Regions from separate parts of the Mus musculus genome. Here regions 1 and 3 are each linked to region 2. Evidence: chromatin loops called from intact Hi-C (ENCODE). Cell type or tissue: left cerebral cortex. All regions are shown on one strand. Each heading gives the region's core, and the rest is flanking DNA. Links, peaks and the distances in the headings are about the cores only.

What was found. Hi-C counts contacts between places; a loop is a spot of excess contacts. Peaks named below come from ENCODE experiments on the same cell type or tissue, not always from the same donor. Only the 100,000 strongest peaks of a DNase experiment are listed, where the experiment ranks them.
Region 1: it touches region 2 in a loop (2.4-fold over the local background); 6 of 42 quality-filtered maps call a loop at or near these places.
Region 3: it touches region 2 in a loop (2.2-fold over the local background); 3 of 42 quality-filtered maps call a loop at or near these places.

What each region holds. Positions count from the first base shown.
Region 1 is chr9:110,941,690-110,947,029 of GRCm38, reverse strand. Tdgf1 (teratocarcinoma-derived growth factor 1) reads left to right here and starts at 872. Exons shown (of 6, transcript NM_011562.2): 1 at 872-1,206; 2 at 2,787-2,839; 3 at 3,777-3,878; 4 at 4,386-4,500; 5 at 4,592-4,701. The coding sequence starts at 1,187. In left cerebral cortex, for the core only: a CTCF peak has its summit at 2,519 (motif pointing right); no DNase peak of the experiment used is centred there.
Region 2 is chr9:110,726,832-110,732,171 of GRCm38, reverse strand. Pth1r (parathyroid hormone 1 receptor) reads left to right here. Exons shown (of 14, transcript NM_001083936.1): 2 at 532-634; 3 at 2,443-2,577; 4 at 4,164-4,274; 5 at 4,376-4,494; 6 at 4,667-4,761; 7 at 5,007-5,202. Among named protein-coding and RNA genes, the nearest start is that of Gm35775, 12 kb to the left of the region's middle. In left cerebral cortex, for the core only: a CTCF peak has its summit at 2,132 (motif pointing left); DNase peaks (open chromatin) are centred at 2,130 and 5,124; H3K4me3 peaks cover 611 bases; H3K27ac peaks cover 285 bases.
Region 3 is chr9:110,951,694-110,957,033 of GRCm38, reverse strand. The region is part of intron 1 of Lrrc2 (leucine rich repeat containing 2); the gene reads right to left. Among named protein-coding and RNA genes, the nearest start is that of Lrrc2, 2.8 kb to the right of the region's middle. In left cerebral cortex, for the core only: a CTCF peak has its summit at 2,662 (motif pointing right); DNase peaks (open chromatin) are centred at 2,678 and 3,181; H3K4me3 peaks cover 1,114 bases; H3K27ac peaks cover 941 bases.

The sequences.
Region 1 (5,340 bases), core at 157-5,156, 210 kb before region 2:
AGAACTACGGGCCTTTGCCACCAGGTCCAGCTTTTGTGATCTATATAATAATGTGAGATATATATCAAAATGTATCACTCAGGGATGTGTTTCTCAGCGGGCTCAGCCACAGACGAGCACCTAGCAACAGAGAGGTACAACCCCACTCGCAAGTCAAGGCCCTCCCCATCCGCCCACAAGAAACCGAAGCCAGTAACCCGCAGCTTAGCACTGAGTTGAGGACCCGGAAGAATCAAGTGACTTCCAATAGTGCTTGTGAGGCCACTGATTTTTAAGCTTCAGGCAGCCGCTCGCCCCAGCGCCCACCCGCAGGCTCTGGGCCAGGGCTTGCAATTCAGACGCTGCAGGCAAAACCTCTAGCCCAAACCCAGACTCAAATCCCTCCCGACATTGACCTTCCCCCACACCCAAACAAGTCCTCGCCAGCCGTCAGCGCATCTTCAAGGCCTCCAGCACCCGGCTCTACTGGGAGTAACGACGAACGCAAATGCAGAGTTAAAATTTGGCAGTTACCCTGGAGGTGGTGGAGCACGCCTTTAATCCCTTAGGGGCAGGCAGAAGATCTCTTGGGTTCGAGGCCAGCCTGGTCTACCTAGGGAAACTATTCTTGAAAAACAAACAAAACAACAAATTTTGATAATGAAGTTTCAAATGCCTGTATGGTGTTTAGACTTTCCTAATTACTTTCGTGTTTGAACACCTTGGTAGAATAACTAAACTCTTCAACTCCCTTTACCTATAGAAAATTTACATATAACCAGACTATAGAGAATTTACATAAAAACCAAACTAGTTCACTTCCCTCGGAGCTTCCTGGCCTAGTAATGGGCGTGGGGCCCCGTAATGGGCGTGGGGCCCCGTCTCCCCGCCCACCTGAGGGTCCTACTCAACACCTTAAGTTTCTTTTAAGGGAGGTATATTCCTCCGAAGTCCTCAATCACAAACCGTTTATAGGAAGAAGAGGCCCCATCCCCTGCCGGTCTACACGGAGATCTTGGCTGCTAACTTCCCACAGACTCTCCAGGACGGGGGCCTCTCTCATTTGGCATATCTTTCTTTTTAATCTACTGTTTTCATTTTGTGAAATTAGCCTTTGGGTGTTTCGAGAATGGCTTTATGAACTAAAGCCATCTGCTAATATTGTGTTTCTTGTCTTTTCCTCCAACGTTTTTACGAGCCGTCGAAGATGGGGTACTTCTCATCCAGGTATGAGCTAACCTTGACTTTTTGGTTGCTGGAGATAGCCACTTCGGAAAATCACGTTCTATGACGCTCTGATTTTTGTCTTGCTTGAACCTTGTCAGTAACATTGCTGCTTTTCCTGAAGAACCTGGAACTTTATAGTTAGATACTGCTTTGCCATCGGCTTCTTAAAATGTCAATTTTTTATATTGCCTTTGTGTGTGTGTGTGTGTGTGTGTGTGTGTGTGCGCGCGCGCGCGCGGGCACTCGCTCGCATATACTCGAGTGGAGGTTAGACGATGACTCACTGGAGTCCGATCGATCATTTGGGTTCTGGGCATCCGACTCAGGTTGTAAAGCACCCTCTGGGCTCGTCCCATCAGTCATGTCGGTGACTGCCAGAGAAATAATGCTTTCCTTCTCTTGCATACATAATATTAATCTTACAGCCTAATCAAGACTGCCTCTACACGTTAATGGGAGAGATAAATTCAATACTTAGAAACATTAGGAATAACAAACCAATTGAACTTGGAACCATTTCAAGTGACAGGACAAGTTTTTTTTCCCCGTGGAGCCGGGCGTCGGACCAGCGCTTGCGTGTGGTTGGCAAGTCTTCTCCAACCCATACAGCCATTTAAGAATTTATATATGCAAAAAAAGAATTTATATATGCAAACAATGCACCGTGGAAAAATATGCCGCTTATGCAGAATAGAATGTTTTAGCTTTTTAATTTTATAACTTTAAAATTGTGTGTGTAAGGGTGGGGCCTAAGGAATATTCATGATGAAATATTGGATGCTGGGGACTTGTTTTAAACAGTTAATTCAAAACACAGCCCTTGTTCCGAAGAGTAAGAGTTTATTCCGAGCGTGGCCGTGGCTTGGGAACAAGGATTCATATTGCCCTAAATGAACATGGAAGAGCTTATATGAGCTCCTTGGTAGTCACAGAACAAAAGAAAGTATAAATGTGACTTGTAGACGTTAACTGTGTACGTGTAAATGATGCAAACATTAGCTGTATCAGTGAAGACATCGGGTAGGGCTCCAGCCTCAGTTTTTTCTGGAGCTGTGATCTGCTTACACTGCTTCATCCCCGAGGTCTTTATGTGACTGTCAAAAGGATACTAAGTCATAGAGAGAGAGAGAGAGAGAGAGAGAGAGGTTCATGATAAACAGCCGCCACTGGGTCGTTAAACATAGCCCCAGGACACTTAGGGCTGCTAGTGCGCAGCCTTCCAACTCTACAATCACACAGTCACTCTACATGTGGTTATTTTTAAAGATTTATTTATTATGTATACAGCGTTCTGCCTGCATTTGTGCATGCGGCCCAGAAGAGGGCACCAGATCTCATTTTAGATGGATATGAGCCACCAGGAAGAATTGAACTCTGGGCCTCTGGAATAGCAGAGGGTGCTCTAACCTCTGAGCCATCTCTCCAGCAGCTCCAACATGTGGCTTTTTAAGAGAGGGAACTTCTGTCCGGTTTTGTTACTGGAGACAGCGCGGTGGCGCTGTTCACGGTCTCCTTCGTGGCCTGTGCCCTTGCGCTGAACGCTTGGTTTTGCTAACTGATGTCCAATCTTCTTCTCCCAGTGTGGTTTTGCTTGTGGCCATTTCCAGTGCGTTTGAATTTGGACCCGTTGCTGGTGAGTTTTCTTTTGTTTGGGGTTCAGGCGTTTTGTTTTGTTTTTTCCCCCTGGGGAGGAAGGAGGCTTCCAGACAGGGTTTCTCTGTGTAGCCCTGGTTGCCTTGGAACTCACTTTGTAGACCAGGGTGTCCTTGGACTCAGATTCACTTAAAGGCGCAAGCCACCCCTGTATGGTTGGGTTTCAGGTTTTTGAAACTGGATGTCACCAAGTCCAGGCTGTCCCCCCACCCCTCCACATATGGGCATGTGTGCACTTTTTTTTTAAAGATTTACTTATTTTATTATATGTAAGTACATTGTAGCTGTCTTCAGACACTCCAGAAGAGGGCGTCAGATTTCGTTACAGATGGTGTGAGCCACCATATGGTTGCTGGGATTTGAACTCAGGACCTTCGGAAGAGCCGTCAGTGCTCTTAACCACTGAGCCATCTCACCAGCCTGCATGTGTGCACTTTAAGGACCTTGTACCCCAGCCTGCCTAGGAACTCACAACACAGTCAAGGTTGAGCTTGAACTCCTGATTCTTCTGCCTCCCAAGTTCACTACCAAATCTAGCTGAGGTTTTGATTTTTATTTTATTTTATTTTTTTGACCAACAACTTTTGTTGCCATTGTTGTTCATGTGATTTAACCCAGGCTCTGCACCTATTGGACATACTTCCAGATTACCCTCCATCCTACCCCCCCCCCCCAACCCCCCTCTGCACTGGGGCTAAACCTTATGCTTACTTAGCACACTACCATTGAGCTACATCCCCAGCACTCAGTGTTTGGGGACAGGGCTGCTCAGTGTCGCCTCTCACTGGATCCTCCCTCCTCCTCCTGAGTGTGGAGACCTTTGGCAAGCACCACCCTACTTGGTGGTGGATGGTGGGGAGGAGGTGTTTTTCTTATGAACACCAACAATATTTTGTGGCCTAAAATATGCAATACAGGGAGAGACCTTGCCATCAGAGATAACAGCATTTGGGACCAGAAAGAACCTGCCGTACGCGATCGGTCTTTCCAGTTTGTGCCTTCCGTGGGGATACAGAACAGTAAGACTTTTTGCCTTAATCCATCTCTGTCATGGCTCTTGGCACATCTCTGAAGTAACCCTTTAGCACTTACCCCAAGAGACATGATGAGTGAGTTAGCAGCTGGGTGGGTTGTACTAGCTTGTCATAAAAGTGAGTGAGGCATGTTCATGTATGTCTCTCTGTGTGTATGTGTGTGTGTGTGTGTGTGTGTGTGTGAGAGAGAGAGAGAGAGAGAGAGAGAGAGAGAGAGAGAGGGAGAGAGAGAGAGAGGGAGAGGGAATGTCCCTGATAGTCTCTGATACTCAGTTTCTCTCCTGATGCCACTTCATGCTGGGACCAGCTATCAGACCATCAGACTAGGTGACCAATCTGGTCCAACCATGAAAGTTATTTCCCTGAAAGGTAGGCTCGTGTGCTATAGGTCTTTCCGAGTACTCTGGGGAGTGAATGCCAGAGTGCTGCATGAACCGTTGCTTATGGGCTTTTCAATCCTCCACCTGCCCCATGACTTCTCTTACATTTCAGGTAAGTCGCTTAATAAAACTTGCTGTCTGAATGGAGGGACTTGCATCCTGGGGTCCTTCTGTGCCTGCCCTCCTTCCTTCTATGGACGCAACTGTGAACATGATGTTCGCAAAGAGTAAGTGCTGTTGAGAGGGAACAGGATGGGGGATGGGCAGGGAAGGAGGGAGAGGAATTTCTGACAGTGGGGGTTGTCACTTCTTTCCCAGGCACTGTGGGTCTATCCTCCATGGCACCTGGCTGCCCAAGAAGTGTTCCCTGTGCAGATGCTGGCACGGCCAGCTCCACTGTCTTCCTCAGACCTTTCTACCTGGCTGTGGTAAGTAATTGTCCCTCTTTCTTTAATCCTGTCAGGTCCTTCAGATGCCCAAGGGACCCCCTTTCTCCTCCTGCTCTGCCAGAGCCTTCTTGACCTGACAGGACCTGCCAGCCAGCCAGCCAGCCAGACCTCTGCCTATAAAATAGCATAAGGGCAGCAGGGCCATACAGCCTAGCAGTCCTTGGTGGGTGCTCTCAGATGCTGGGTCCTTAGGGAATGCTCCCTTAGCTAACCCTGGGAAAGGATTCCTTAGATCCGTCATGGTGATCCAGAGTCATTGGTGGGTGATACCTTAAGTAGATGAGGTCCCAACGTGTGGGATCCGTGGGGGTGCTCCCTCAGGCACAGGTCATTCCGATGTGGGGTTCTTAGTGGGCATGTCCCAGATACAAGGCCATTGGAATGTTCCTAAAGCACTGGCTAGGAGAGGAATGACCCCTTGGGTATGGAGCTGTTTGGTGTGCAATCTCTGATACAATGGATCTTTAGGAGGCGTGGGGTCCTGACTGAAGGACACTCCCTCAGCCCCTACTGTCCCGTCACCTACAGAGTTCCCACACATCTACTTGAGACTGATTGTCAGCAGGCTTCTGCTGGAGACAATGAACAGGAAAAGACCTAGCCACCAAGACAGGAAGA
Region 2 (5,340 bases), core at 174-5,173:
AAGGGTGAGACTCTGACCCTTCACTGGGAAAAGCACCGGCTGACCACTGGGTCAGCATGGAAAATGGTGGCTGTCATGGTCCCCGGGGGCCTTGAAACTTGAAGGAATCCAGGCTGGATTTATCTCCTCAGAGTTCAGCACTCCTGATCTAACCCTGGATCACCAGCAGGCAGTCAGGACCCTGTGAGGCTCCATCCTGGGACATTCCACCATTCCCATACACCCCCCCCTGGGGGGGGGGTTACTAGACAAAGAATGCCAGTGGATGCTGGGTTACTGCTGGACAGACAGACAAGACAGCTTCAATTCTTTTCTCCTCCCTGCAAGGGGGCAGGTCCTAGCCATTGAGTTACCGTGGCTTCAAACTTTAAAAGGGAGGCTCTGGAAGGCAGATGCTCTCCCCGACTCCCCACATTCTCTCTGAAGGGATCACTTTTCGAAAGGGGGGAAATCCCTGGGGAGGTTGCATGAGTTTGGAACCAGCTGCCTCACCTGGAAGTGCTGCCTACAGTCTGACCTTTGGTTTGGCAGGTGGACGCAGACGATGTCTTTACCAAAGAGGAACAGATTTTCCTGCTGCACCGTGCCCAGGCGCAATGTGACAAGCTGCTCAAGGAAGTTCTGCACACAGCAGGTGGGGGTGGGGTCAGCATGTGAAAAGGGTGGGAGTCTAGGAAGCGGGGGACAATCGGGTGAAGGAGTTGGAGGCATTAACCTTGGGTGGGCTCAAGAAAGGGAGACCCAGCCAGAGTAAAGGCCTAAAAGAGATGGATCGGGCAAGGGTGAAGTCAACAGGCTCAGGCGATCCTTACCTTCCGGGACTCGGGAAAGTGCTGTCTGCCCACCGGAGCTCTCAGACCCAGGCATGGCCATGTGGGGGCTGGGGAGGGGGAGAGAGACAAGAGCCTTTGGAAAACTTGCTGAAAGATGTGTGGGTCTCCCTTTGCAGATGGAGAAGGCAGACAAAGCACGGGGTCCCAGTGGATTTAGATGGGGTTGGGCAAGCCAGGGACTTTGCTGAGGGCGCTGGTCCAAACAGGGTGGGCTGGGCCAACTTCCTTAAAGAGAAGATTAGCCATGCCATGCCTGGAAGGATGGGAAGCTCCTGCATAGAACCAGCATCCCTAGAACTAGATGGGACAGGGATGTGTGTGTCACTCAGCCGATAGCCTGGACAGAGGGCGTTGGACCGCGCGTGTGTGCGCGCACACACACACACAGCATCTCTAAGGGACCTTGGCCATGGGTAAGGAGGGCATCTCCCATCTTGGGTCTCCTCTCTGCCCCCTTCCGTGAGTCTCTTTCCTGGAAGCAGGTATGGGCTACATTGGCATTCATCCAGGCTTCTGAGGTCTGGCCAATCTCATCACCCTTGCTTACTGTCTGTCCTTCCAGAGCAGCTTTCTCTCTGGAGCTGGCTCTCGGGTTACTGGGGGCTGGGAGTAGAGCATACCCAGGACACAAGCAAATGGTGACAGATTCTCTATGAAGCAAGAGGACTTTGTTCACATTTGTAAAAACTTCCTCTGCAGACCAAGCTCCACCTATCCTGGCCCACCTGTCACACAGAGGGTAGGGACAGATGAACACCTCATATGATCCTAAATGGGGCCCTCTTCCTAGTTGTGGAACCCACAGTTTGGGTACATCTCTGGCTCCTCATCTATCACAGAACCCCTCCCTGAGCGAGAATGCTGTCAGTCATTGTCACCCCAGTCCCCATTGTCAGTCATTGTCAGTCATTGTCACCCCAGTACAGGTTGCCTGGACTCAGCTTCCCACGGACCCCAACGTAGGAGGGTGCCCAAGGTACCCCAGCTTGGGTTACAGCTGAAGTCACACAAGTCAGATAGTGAGGACTTTCTGGCTAAGGACAGAAGCCTCCAGTGTCTTTTCAAGGAGGACAGGTCAGGCCCCAGCTCAGGTGGTGTCTTCAGGGGCTCTTGTAGAAGCTGCAAGCCCCTGACCCGAGTATCTTCGGGCAGAGGGTGGAGAAGGTGGGCTCGTGTGTCCACTCCTAACACAATGCACTCTTTACTCCTGGCTGTGTCACCCACACAGCAGGCTAGCCCGACTTGGTTATCACCTTTACCTCCATCCACCTCTCCCAGTTTCTGCCATGCGCCCTCTGGCGGGCTGTTTCCTCCATCGAGGCTTTGCCTCCTGGCCTGCCATCCTTTCCACTTCCCAGGTGACCCCACCTCATATGTCAGTCACCCCCTTTGAACCTCTGCCAACCACATCTGTTTCCTGGTTGCTTCTCCACCTAGCAAACACCCCCGGGTCACTTGCTTGTCCTCCCTAATCTTCCAGCAGCCTGAGTGTCAGCATCCTTGATAGGATCAACTCATTGTAAAAAGGGGGAGCCGGTGAGGGGCCGGGCAGTAACCAGGGCTGTGGTTACAGCACAGCCGATGGCTAGAACCACCCCCATTTCTCCAGCCAACATAATGGAGTCAGACAAAGGGTGGACGCCAGCATCTACGTCAGGGAAGCCCAGGAAAGAGAAGGCACCGGGAAAGTTCTACCCCGAGTCTAAAGAGAACAAGGATGTGCCCACCGGCAGCAGGCGCCGAGGTATGTCTGTCCATCTTGTGCCCTACCCCTCCTTAGGCAGTCATTTGACCAGGCTCAGATCCACCTGTCTCCACCAATGTGAGTTCCTACAGAAAGTCAGAGACCACAGCTCCCTTCCCAGAAAAGCAGGCCAGGAGGCATCACGCATAGGGGTGGGGAGTCAGGTGAGTTGGGAGGCCTTGGCATACAAGAAAGTGTGCAGAACGGATGCACTGACTCCCCAGAGAAGGACCCAGAGCTGCAGGAAACCCGTGATCCACTGAGGTAAAGAGAGAGGACAGAGTCCTGAGAGACTAGTCAGGGAGAGATGTAGAGAGACAGAGAAGGGAACAAGACGCTCAACCCAGAAGTCTGGTATGTCAAAGGAAGTACAGAAAGACACATAGTGGGAAGACCCATAGACACAGCAAGAGATGAGGGCAGCCTCAGAAGGGTGGAGGCAGACAGTGGGACAAGGAGAGAAGAGGAGAGAGGGAAACAGGGTTGCCTCGGGGAGGTGAGGAGAGACAAACACAGAGCCCAAGCTGTGGCCACAAGGCCAGTTAGAGCCAGCAGGGTGGGCAGCAGATTCCAGATGGGCCACATCTGGGAGCCTGTGGTCACCCTGTGGCTCCCCAGGGACCAGAGGGAATTGTGGGCCTGGCCGGGTGGGGCTGGGAATATGGCGCCCAGGACAGAGAGCCTTTCACCGAGCTGGGCGGATCCAGCCCTCAAGGCTGCCTTCCAGGGAGGTTAGAGAGTCCTGTGGTCAAAGCCCTGCAGTAGGGGGGGGGGGGCTGTAAGCTGCTGTGGAATGCAATGATCTAGAGGCTGGGGACCCTCTGAGGTCACTTAGCATGGCTGTCAGGGCTCCAAAGTGAGACTGTCACTGTCCTTTGAAATTCAACATTAGCGCTCGGATTTAGAAGATGGTACACCTACTGAGTGGTCGGTCGTGGGTCTTCCAGGCAGGCCTGGATAGAAGGAGTCTAGGTTGATATCCGTCAACTTCCCAAGAGGAAATGGAAATGCAGAGAGCAGGGGACACCTGTGTGAGGTTAGCAGCGCTTTAGAAGTTCAGCTGGCACGGAGAACCAGACTTCCTTCTGTGGTCTCTAGGGAAGGGTCACGTAGGGAGCCTTCAAGCTGAGGGGAAATCTGAGAAAATGGTTCTTCTTCAAACTGGGGACAGGTGGATCCTTGTGAGTTCAAGGCCAGCCTGGTCTGTCTACAGAGTGAAACAATGTCTTTTTTTTTTTTTTTTTTTTTTTTTAAGTCTCCTCAGAGAGCAGGCCAGGCTGAGGCCTTGCGGCCAAGGCCTGCTTTGTGTAGCTTCAGCATGGCATCCACTGCTCTTGACCTTTTTCAGACCAGGTTGGGAATCGTATCAGTATTTCCATCACGGAGACTGCAGTAAATTCTCTGAAGCCATTGGGTTTAGGGAGTAAGGGGATGTGGGTAAAGGTTCAACATATTCTTTCTAGAATGCCCCAAACCTAATGTTTCCAGTCACAGGGCACACTGCCCCCATGGGAATCAAACCCCAAGTGTGTTCATGTCCCTGGGCCTTAGCTATGGACCTGACTCTGTGTTTTCTCTGGGCACAGGGCGTCCCTGTCTGCCAGAGTGGGACAACATCGTTTGCTGGCCATTGGGGGCACCAGGTGAAGTGGTGGCAGTACCTTGTCCCGATTACATTTATGACTTCAACCACAAAGGTGAGGCTAGCCAAATGGGTGGGGACACCTAAAATGGAGTTCAGAGCCTCAGTGGCTCCAGATCTCCATTTGCTTGTCCTGACTGTCCCATGGCCCTTCAGGCCATGCCTACAGACGCTGCGACCGCAATGGCAGCTGGGAGGTGGTTCCAGGGCACAACCGGACGTGGGCCAACTACAGCGAGTGCCTCAAGTTCATGACCAATGAGACTCGGGAACGGGTGCGCACCTCCTCCCTCCCAAGCTTGACCCTTAAGACCACACCTGCCCCATTAGCGAACCTCAACCTAGCCGACTCTCCTAGTCTCTACTTCTCCAGCAACCTTAATTTGTCCTCCACTTTGCCCTTGGTGCCCACCCTGAGTCCCAGTTTTCTGTTTCTCACCTGCGCAGGAGGTATTTGACCGCCTGGGCATGATCTACACCGTGGGATATTCCATGTCTCTTGCCTCCCTCACCGTGGCTGTGCTCATCCTAGCCTATTTTAGGTGGGCGGGGCGAGGAGTGGGGCGAAGGCAGGGCAAAGCCGGCGAGGGGTGGAGCGTGGTCTAGGGTGGGTCCGGGGTGCATCTGGAGGGGTCCAGGGTGCGAGCCTCCTTTCTCCCCCTTCACTGCATCCATCCCCCCTGCGTGATGTCCCCACTTACGGCGCACAGCCCAGCTTCCTGCCCACCGCTGCGTCCTCCCCCCCGACCCCCGTGCCCTCACCCAAGGTGATGTCGCACGCCCGCAGGCGGCTGCACTGCACGCGCAACTACATCCACATGCACATGTTCCTGTCGTTTATGCTGCGCGCCGCGAGCATCTTCGTGAAGGACGCTGTGCTCTACTCTGGCTTCACGCTGGATGAGGCCGAGCGCCTCACGGAGGAAGAGTTGCATATCATCGCGCAGGTGCCGCCTCCGCCCGCCGCTGCCGCCGTTGGCTACGTGAGTGCCCCTCTGCCACCCACCATGTCCCTCGCACCTGCAGCCTATCCCTCCCTCTGCCTGTCTCTTGCTACCTCCTCCAGCTTTAGGCCAGCAAACCCACCTCACAGGGACCCTCACGCGGCTCAACTCACCCCA
Region 3 (5,340 bases), core at 157-5,156, 220 kb before region 2:
CACCCACACACACATACACACATAGCAGCAGCAGCAACAACAACAACAAAAGCAAAAACAAAAATAAATAATATTTTAAGTTAAAATAAAAACCTTTTTTTAAAGAGGCAACCAAAATGCCAAAGTAAAGTAACTGCAGCTAAGCAGGGTGAGAAGCTGGAAGAAGCTTCCTGGGGCATAGGTAGAGAGTGGGGCTGAGAAACGACACGGAGATATATTAGCAAATCAGATTCTTTTAAATTTTATTTTATGTACATAAGTGCTCTATCTTCATGCACACCAGAAGAGGGCATCAGATTCCATTACAGATGGTTGTGAGCCACCATGTATGTGGCTGTGGAGAATTGAACTCAGAACCTCTGGAAGAGCAGCTAGTGCTCTCAACTGCTGAGCCATCTCTCCAGCCCAACAGATAAGAGTTTCAAACTTTATTACTTTATGTGGATGTGTGGTCTGCCTGTATCTATGTCCGGGCACCATGTTCATGTAGTACCCATGAAAGCCAGAAAGCCTTTTAGGATGAATGAGGTCCCTCCACACTTCCCAAGTCTCCAGGCTATAGGGGAGAATATCAGAACATCTGCATACAGGGATATAGTTCAGCTCAGCTTGTGAATCAGACATCTGAGCTGAACAGACCACACAAGGAGCCACAAGAGGAAAGACGCCAGCCAGGTAGACAGTGTGGAGAACTGGCAAGGGCTGGGGCGGGGCTGGTGTTGGGAGTGAACAGGGACACAACCATAAGTGTTGGTTTAGTTGACAAACTTTCCGTGCCTCCGCCCCCAACAATCAGAACAAATTATGATTATGTCAGAATCGCTTTACAAAAGCATTGGCTCCCCGGAGCCAGAGGGCATGACTGGAAAAATGTGTCCCCTGGCACCAGAGCTCTGGTCTCCACTCAGAGTCATATGCCAGGGGACAGGAGGGGAACACTCAGGTCACCCAGTCCTCTGCCTCATCAAATGACACATTGGTCTGTCAAGGGCTTAGGGGGCTGGAGGTGTGGAGTGGGTACCTCAGAGCATCATGGGAAAGATCTGGAGGAGTGAGGAGAAAGCCCGACATGTCTCCCCTATGATGCCAAGCCATTTTGACACTCCCTTTGTGGGATTCAGAGAGAGGCAAGAGCAAAGGAAAGAAAGGGAATGGAGTAGAGTTAAAAGAAAAGAGGGAAAGAGACAGCAGGTGCCAGGGAACGTGTGACTGCTCAGAGGAAGGGCTGGTTCCCCGTGACTATCAGGCAGGAATGAAGATTTCCTAAGGAGGGAGATACTTGTGCCTCGTACCTTTGACTCTCAGACTATGAGACAGTTGACCCTCTCCCTAAAACTGAAATTTCTCTGAATAATGTCGTACTGGGAGAAATAAAGGGCTGAAATCTAGCCCCAGCTAAAGGAGGAGCCTGTATCTCTAAAGATATCACACAGTCCTCACAACTAGTCAAATCATGTTGCAACAGAGATTGGAGCCCAGACAATGACAATGGGTAGGATCACATGACCAGGGCAGTTTAGCTGTCTATACCATCTTACCATCCATTTAAACCTCAAGGACTTGGGGGCAGAGTCCTTTGGAGCCTCTTGATCTATTTCCTATATAGCCACTCAGAATACATCTCCTACCTCTGTACTGTACTGGTGTCTGTTTACCTGACCTATCAAGGACAGCTGCTGAGCCCACCTTGAGGCAGCTGGGACCCAGGTTCTGTCCCTAACAACTCTGATAATATCCCACCTGCCTCCCTGTAACTTCCAAAAGTTCCATCTAGGTGTGTCCTGTGTGGGAAGATGCCCTGCCATCTATTCGTCTTGCTCCAAGAGCATGGCTGTGGCCAATAGAAACTAAACAGGATAGGGGTTAGGGGAGTGGGGGGTTGGTGTACTCCATATCAGAAAGGCCAACAGTGAGGTAGCCAGAGGCTAAAATTTAAGATCAGAATAGCCACCACTACACTTCAGATGAATTATAAACTGAACCACATTTTAGGCTGTCAGATCTGTTTCCCTTGGGATGTTTGATTATTGTTATGGTAATTTATTAAGCTAGAAGCTCCTCAGAAGAGACAGAGGGCACAGAAAGGATTAAGAGGACAGGGGTTGAGTCAGATGGCCCAGGCTGGAATCCTGCCTCCTGGTTTACTGGCCACAAGCCTCTAAGGACAGAGTGGCTGGATTCTCATGTGGGCAAAATACAACCGTAGCACCCAGCTCCCTTGCTTAGTGAGAGAGCACCCTGTGATCTTTGGGTTAAACACTGCTTAAATGGGACCTGTCACATAGTAAAGCTTGGAGAGGGAGGGCCAATTATTTAAAGAAATTAAGACAGACCATTGGCCATCAATTAAATGTAAGATCTAAACAAAAGGTGAGAGTTGGGGTGTGGCTCAGTTGGTAGAGTTCTTACCTGGCATTCAGGAAACCCTAGGTTCCTTCCCCACCCTGGGCTACCTGAGATCCTGTCTCAAAACAAGCGACCAAACTGACACACCAGAGGGCCGTGGCATTAAGAGGCTTTTCCCTATTCGACTCGGTTAGCGGGTTCTACACCTCAGGCCGTGTCCAGCCAACAAGCCATCGCACCTGGGCTGTTTACGGAGCTGGACAATTCTCCTTTGGATCTCCAATCACTTTGCCACCCTGTCCCAACCACACCAGGGGGCGCACGAAGCTTTATGAAAGGAAAGACCTCTTCTCCAACCCTCCCTCCTTGTTGTCAAGTATATTTTCCAAGGACCAGAAGAGGACACAAACAAAGTTGATTTATCGCCCCTTGGACAGCACGGTAGAGATCATTCTTGGGCACGGGGGGCAGGGAGACGGGCAAGAAGGGGGAGGGGTCCTCTCGAAGGAATCAAAGGATTCCGGAGGACCTTGTCCCTCCAACAGAGTGAGGGCGCCTGCGCGCCCCACGTGTTTTCCTGTCTCCCCACTCAATTGTGGGTCAAAGCCTGGTCCTCTCCATGTGCTTTGATGATGGCTGGCTAGATCTCACCGTAAGCGCACAACGCGGGCGCAGCGACCAGTTCTCTAAGCAGCCTAGACGCCCCCACTCAGCTTCTGCGCAGTCGCAGACAGACGCTCCCACCTGCTAGCTCCCACCGCTCCGCCGCTGGGGCGGAGACCACCCTCCCTCCACTCACCTTCCCTGTGAGAGTGGGCGCTGACAGTACCCGGTTGTGGCCGCCACTCTGTAATCCGTTTTCGATGCTGTTTACGCCCGCAGAACAACACCCCCAGCGGAAGGGCTACCGTGCCTGTGCGCTAACAGGCTATATTTGTAAGCGGATAATATGATCTGGAGGACATGTGCTGATAAACTATCTATCTATTCTATGTGACTCAGCCTAGCAGGAGACAAAACAGATCTGGTCGGGGAGGGCTTGGCAACCGGGCACAGCAAGATTATTAAGTGAGCTGGGCATGCAGGATCCCCTGCGCGCTTCCACAGAAGGCTGGCTCTTCGCAGCAAGGAAAGCCTGGGAGAACAGAGAAAAACAGAGCCGCCGAGGGAAAAGCATTCTGAGGTCTCAGGACTAGGAGCCAAGCAAGAGACAGGATTAGAAAGGCCCTAGGAAGGGATCAAGGATATGTAAAAAAAAAAAAAAAAAAAAAAAAAAACAAAAACATTTTCTGCAATGTTTGGAGCGATACACTGAAAGTCTAGATTTCATCCCCACATGGTTTTTGTCTGTTTGCTTGCTTGTTCGCTGTATCCTTAAATGCAATAGTTTAGTCTTTAGAGAGTTTGCTACCTGTGGAAATAGTCTTGCTGATTGATGGCAGACACAGGAATGACATCCAATAAATAATGGAACTCCAATCTGCTCTCAGGCAAGGGCTCCTCACACACCTTGGTTTGAACCTGGAGTCCTGGAGCAGACCCATTATACTTGAACTTGGAAGGCAGAGAGTCAGGAGATCAAGGTTACTCTCATCCACAAATGGTTCAAGGTCAACCTAGACCAATTAACGCCCTGTCTCACATCTCCACCCCACTCCCCTCAAATAATAAGCAAGGTGACCCACACATGTAATCCCAGCATTTCAGAGGTGGTGCAAGAAGATCAGAAATTTAGGCTCAGCTACATACTAAGTTCAAGGCCAGTCTGGGCTACTTGAGACACAGTCTCAAAATTCAAACAAAAGTCCCATGAAAGCTGAGTGTGTGGTCTCACACCCTTTACTCTTAGCACTGCCTGATGTGCAGGATGCCCTGGATTCAATCCCTAACATTGCAACAATAATACTATTTTGAGAATACACTTACACTAAAAATAATAATTTGTCATTAATCTGAAATTTACATCATACTGAGTAGCCTATGTTTCATCTGCCAAACTTTACACCAAGCTGCCAGGTTCTGGCTCAACTACAGAGCCTGATAGCTATATCTTTAATAAGCTTTACCGGATGCCAACAGTGCTGGCTCATGACCACGTGGTAAGAAGCAGGAATTAGCATAGTCTGGCACAGAGGTAGCCAGGACAGCTCCTCACTGACACAACCCGACCAAGCACCTCAGGTCCTAACTCCAGGGCAGGGTCCTAGGGTCGGTGTTTCCACATGTTTTGAGACTGCCTTTGATGCTCAGTCGAAGGTATTTTAAAATACAAAATGTGTTCACGTTTATGTAAGGAATTGGTGCTGCACTAAACTCACTTGTACAGATTGCCACATCACTGGGTGGCATATCCAAAAAGACCTTCCATGTGGAGGGAGGGCAAGCAGGGCACACCTGTGATCCTAGCTCTCAGGTGGTAATGGCAGAAGAGTCAGAGGTTCAAGGCTATCCTAAATGCTATATAAGACCCTGTCAACACACGCGCGCGCGCGCGCGCGCACACACACACACACACACACACACACACACACACACACACACACACATTTTGCAGTTTCCAAGCTTCCAGGATGTACCAGGTAGGCCTGTGCCCTGTGGTATTCACTTCCCCAAGTGTCCTCAAAACCACAAACTGCTCAAAATATACACTGATAACACAGCTTCCGCATGACGAGCTGGAATCCAAGAGAGTAATACCTTTTAAGGCAATGTTTCTCAACCTGTGGGTCGTAACCCCCAAAGGGATAGTGCAATCCTTTCACAGGGATCATCTAAGACCATTCGAAAACACAGATATTTGTGTTACAATTCATAACTGTAGCAAAATTACAGATATGAGGTAGCAACAAAATAACTGTATGGCTGGGGGTCACCACAGCATGAGGGTTGTAGCATTAGGAAGGTTGAGAACTACTGTGTTTAGCATCCGGCTCGGCTCACAGTCTCTGATGAAACATCATCCACACACAGAAGTTCTACGTCTCTGCGAGGATA